2 separate regions of the Homo sapiens genome follow, and region 1 is linked to region 2. A link is an interaction called in ENCODE POLR2A ChIA-PET data of the cell type or tissue named here. Cell type or tissue: GM12878. All regions are shown on one strand. Region 1 overlaps NFAT5 (nuclear factor of activated T cells 5). Region 2 overlaps TERF2 (telomeric repeat binding factor 2).

Region 1 (2,500 bases), 230 kb after region 2:
ATTTACTGAGCTGTCGTTCATTTTATAGCAGGTACAATGTTGTTTCTTCACCACTGATATATTCATTTATTACCTCTTATTTATTAGCAGTGTTTCTGAAATAATATTAAAATTAGAAGTTTTCTTGAAGCTTGTTTTACAACTTAGAATTATTATCCAGTAGCTTTCCTTAATATTTTTATAACCTCATCAACAAACAGTGAGTGTCTCTTGTAAGTAGCGTACTGCCGAACCTTAGTCAGAGAAGACATGACATAGTTTTGGTCCATGAAGGGTTTTCAACCCATTTGGAGAAGTAGGAAATAGATACAAAGATGATTTGTAACAACCTGAGGGGTGTCAAAAAGATGGTACATGTAGGAAATTAATGTTATATTCAAGTGAAAATTTGATATTGTTTATGTATATTATTCAACTTTTAAAAACTTTGCATTAAAGTATGGAAAGGAAGCATAAGTATACCATTGTTTTAATGGTTATCTTTGATGAGATCATGGGCAAGTTGAATTTTTATTTCTTACGTGTATTTTTAAAAGCAAGCAATAACTCTAAATAAATTAATCTAGGCCAGGTGCAGTGGTTCATGCCTATAATCCCAGCACTTTGGGAGATTGAGGCAGGAGGACCACTTGAGCCCAAGAATTGGAGACCAGACTGGACAACAAAAGGAGACCCTGTCTCTATAAAGCACATACACAGAGACACACACACACACACACCAAAAACCTAGCTAGGCATAGTGGCACACACCTGTGGTCCCAGCTACTCGGGAGGCTGAGGTAGGAGGATCAGTTTAGGCCCGGGAGCTTGAGGCTGCAGTGAGCTGTGATCGTGTCACTGGGTGACAGGGCGAAATCCTGTCTCAAAAAAAAAAAAGGCAAAACTGTAGTTCTAGGACAGATTTGATATAAAAAACAAAAGTAAAGCAGGCTATTTGTTTAGTAACATCAATTGCTAGACCTCTCTCCTGTTTATGTATTCACTTGGAAGTCCCATAGGCATCCAAATTCATCATTTAAAACTGAATTCTCTTTCCAGGTTTATTCTTAACTCCTATATTCTCTATCACAGGAAATGGCACCACTTTTTATCAATTTTCCCAAGCCAGAGTTCTATGTGCTACTTGGAACTCTCCTTTTTTTCCCTCTCCCTTCCCCACCGTAGCCAGTGATCCAATTTAGTTCATCCATTTAAACAGCTTTAAATTCGTAGCCTATTGACTATTTCACTGCCACTGCCTTGGTTCAGGATTTCATTATTTCTTGCTTAGGCTATTATTGTAAAAACCTTCTTACTCATCGCCATCTCTAGGACCTAATCTATTCTCTGTATTCCTGGTAGGATGATCTTCCTCAAATATATGTTTGAGTTTATCATTTCTTTGCTTAAAACCCTCAAAGGCTCCCTGTGTGCTGAGGGATAAAACCCTTACTGCTTAGCATGATACACAAGCCCTGTCATAATCTGGCCTCACCCTGCCTTTAGTAGTTTCATCTCATGTTACTGCTTGTAACTTCCGTGTTCTGAGTAACTGAGTTACCTAATAACCTGAGATGAAAATACTCTTTTTGTTCAGGTTTGCTTTTATAGTTTCTCCTTCCTTTTCCCCAGTCTGTCTGCTAAATAGCCATTTCAATATTCAAGGTTGACTTCTGGTGTTACATCCTCTGTGCTGCCTTCTCAGATCCTCCACAGATAACATTAAAGGTTCCCTCTTCTCCAGTTGTGTAACACTTCATACTTTATTAAAGCACATACTGCATTATTTTAAACTTGACTCATTTTATTATCTCTAGACTGTGAACTGCTTAATAAGGGTGACTTTCTTTTGTATTGTGTCCCTAGATCAGTGCAGGTGCTAAATAAATGTTGAATGAATGTTTAATTACTGCTTTGTCAGGTTGAAGGTGATAGTGAAGAGGAGCTGGCATAGACAAAAATACTTAGCCCCTGTGACTGTGGCAAATAAGATGTCAAACAAGTAATTATATGACCAAGAGAAGACTCATGGTATGTGTTGTAACCAAGATTCTGTTGCCTTTTTCAACTAAAATATTTGGTTTTGTTTGATTTTAAACAGAAAGTGTAGCAAAAGTGAGAGGGAGAACAAGGTAGATTGGTCTTTTCTCTCTTTTCTTTCTTTTCTTCTCTTTCTCTCTTTTTTTTTTTTCTTTTGAGACAAGGTCTTGCTCTGTCACCTAGCCTAGGATGTAGTGGCACAATCACAGCTCACTACAGCCTTGACATCCTGGGATCAAGCAGTCCTTCAGCTCTGCCTCCCAAAATGCTGCGATTACAGGCACGAGCCACCACGCTCGGCCCTAGATTGGTTTTTGATTGCCAGATACCTAAAAATGAAGACATGAAATAAGTTTGTTTACTCTGATAGATTCATTTCTTTGCAAATTGAGATCTTATAATATGAAGCTACAGTTACATAGCTGAATTTTTTGAATCCGTAGTAATTAATAAATTCCTAATGAAATGTATGCCTGAATGC
Region 2 (2,500 bases):
TTTACCATTAAGAATGTTAGCTGTGGGCTTTTTGTAGACACCTTTTATCAGGTTGAGGAAGTTCCCTTCATTCCTAGTTTGCTGAGTGTTTTTATCATGAACTAATGTTGAATTCTGTGAATTTCAGCATCAATTTATATGATCATATGGTTTTTCTCTTAATATGGTGGACTACACTGATTGATTTTCAAATACTGAAGCAGCCTTGCATTCCTGGACTTTGGTTTCCCCACTCTGTCACACACTAACTGCATCTGCACCCAGGGCCAAGCAGCAGGACAGACAGTGGAAGGCTATGGAATTTGTTCCATGTTCTGGGGATCACAGCTCCTTTGGTGAGAAAAAGAGTTCTCCTCCTTCAGTTTTAGATGTCTGCCCTGTTGCCACCGTCATTGCTAGGCAGCTGCTGCCACCAGGATAGTATTGCCTGGGGGCCAGGGCAAGAAAGAAGCGAAAAAAGAGAAAAAACTGGGATTTCTTTCACCATCTCTGACCCTTGAGAGATCCTTCCTTGCTCCTCAGACCAGAAAGAGAAAGCTTCTCTTGGTGCTCTTTCTGTTCACACCTGGAGTGCACTTCCAGGTTTCAGGCTGCCTTTGAGTCTGGGCTGGGTGACACCAGAGAAGGAAAAAATGGTAAACTATTCATCACTGGTTTGGTGGAACTTCAAATTCTGGTCTCCTTCCCTATATGCCTATTTCCAGATAGAATCCTCAGATAGCTACTCCATGCATTCTGTCCAAGACTTATAATTACATTAAGAGGGAGAGACAGAAGAGAGTATGTTTACTCTATGTTCTCCAGAATTGGAACACATATCCTTCTATATTTAATGTGTGAAGCAAGAAAGGAAATATGAATGCTTTCAAATTGAAATGAAGAAGTCTGCTTCAAAGGTTGTGCTATGAGCTTATCTTTTAAAACTATGTATTAATTTCCTGTGGGGGGGGGGAAATTAAAAAGATGAATCACTGCTTTTTCACTTGGCAGTTCCCAGAAGTAAGTATAGTTTCTTCTCTTACGTATTTGTTAAGGTTTCTAGGGTATAAGCAATATCAATGGTCTCTGGATAAGTTAAATAAAAGGGAAATTCCAAGCACAGATTTTCAAAATAGGTAAGGTAGGTTTATGTTGGGAAGAAATGCCAGAAAGCACATTTATTAACAAAGGAAGAGAAGAAGACCAAACTCACAGAACTGAAGAATAAAGAAGCAGATGCAAAAAGAAGCAAGGCTGTTCTGGGAAGCAGCAATGTTTAAAAAGCCTCAACAAATATTTTTGTTTCAAATGTAAAGTTCTAACAGAGTGTATCTGATATACAAGCACCCCAAATGGGGTAAGGCCCTCAAAGAACATCAAGCTGCTGTTGCCAAAGCTGCAGGGGACAATGCCGCATAGTAAAAAGCAACATATAAATGCTTCAAGGACATGCTATACGTGTTGCTACCCCTTGTTCTCTAAAGAAACCTAACAGATCAATCTCTCCTTTAGTTATGAGGAGAAAACAAATATAGTCTTGATATAATTAACAGCTTGCAGAAGCAGGTCTCAAATTTTTGGTCTCAGGATTCTTTTATATTCTTCTTAAAACGTTACTGCAGACCCTCAAAGAGCTTTCTGTTTATGTAGGTTATATTTGCTGATATTCACTGTATTAGAAACATAAATCAGAAAATTTTAAATATTTATTAATTCATTAGAAAATAACAATAAACTAATTACAAGGTAACATAAATAACATCCTTATGAAAAATTACGGCATTTACTAAGATAAAAGTTTAATGAGAAGGGTGACATTTGTTTTTCATTTTGAAAATCTCTTTAATATCTGGTTTAATATAGACGATAGCTGGATGCTCATAACTGCTTCTGTATTTAATCTGTTGTGATGTGTTATTTTGGTAGAGTGGGGTTTTTTTTTGAGACAGAGTTTTGCTCTGTCACCCAGGCTGGAGTGCAGTGATGTGATCTCAGCTCACTGCAGCCTCCTCGCCTCCTGGGTTCAAGCGATTCTCATGCCTCAGCCTCCCGAGTAGCTGGGATTACAGGCTCGGGCCACACACCCGGCTAATTTTTGTATTTTTGGTAGAGACAGGGTTTCACCATACTGGCCAGCCTAGTCTCAAACTTCTGACCTCAAGTGATCCACCCGTCTTAGCCTCCCAAAGTGCTGAGATTACAGGTGTGAGCCACCATGCCCTACCCTTGGTTAAGGCATTTTTAAAAATCTGGCTTTATACACATACGAAGCTGAAAATGGAGGAGTATTTTAATAGCTTTTTCAGAAAACTGTGGCTATTCTTGTTTGATTCTACACGAAACTGCAGTAAGTAAACTTTTCTTAATCTGTCACATTAAAATCCATCAGTCAGCTGGGCGCAGTGGCTCACTCCTGTAATCCCAGCACTTTGGGAGGCCAAGGCGGGTGGATCATGAGGTCAGGAGTGCAAGACCAGCCTGGCCAAGATGGTGAAACCCATTTCTAATAATAATACAAAAA

The links. ChIA-PET counts read pairs that join two places held together with the same protein. Peaks named below come from ENCODE experiments on the same cell type or tissue, not always from the same donor. Only the 100,000 strongest peaks of a DNase experiment are listed, where the experiment ranks them.
Region 1: POLR2A ChIA-PET joins it to region 2 with 9 read pairs; 2 of 35 experiments call an interaction of 5 or more read pairs at or near these places.

What each region holds. Positions count from the first base shown.
Region 1 is chr16:69,611,999-69,614,498 of GRCh38, forward strand. All of the region lies in intron 2 of NFAT5 (nuclear factor of activated T cells 5), which reads left to right. Among named protein-coding and RNA genes, the nearest start is that of NFAT5, 47 kb to the left of the region's middle. RefSeq lists an enhancer at 1,445-1,604. In GM12878, no CTCF peak of the experiment used is centred here; a DNase peak (open chromatin) is centred at 1,533; H3K27ac peaks cover 1,241 bases.
Region 2 is chr16:69,378,009-69,380,508 of GRCh38, forward strand. All of the region lies in intron 3 of TERF2 (telomeric repeat binding factor 2), which reads right to left. Among named protein-coding and RNA genes, the nearest start is that of TERF2, 6.7 kb to the right of the region's middle. In GM12878, no CTCF peak of the experiment used is centred here; no DNase peak of the experiment used is centred here.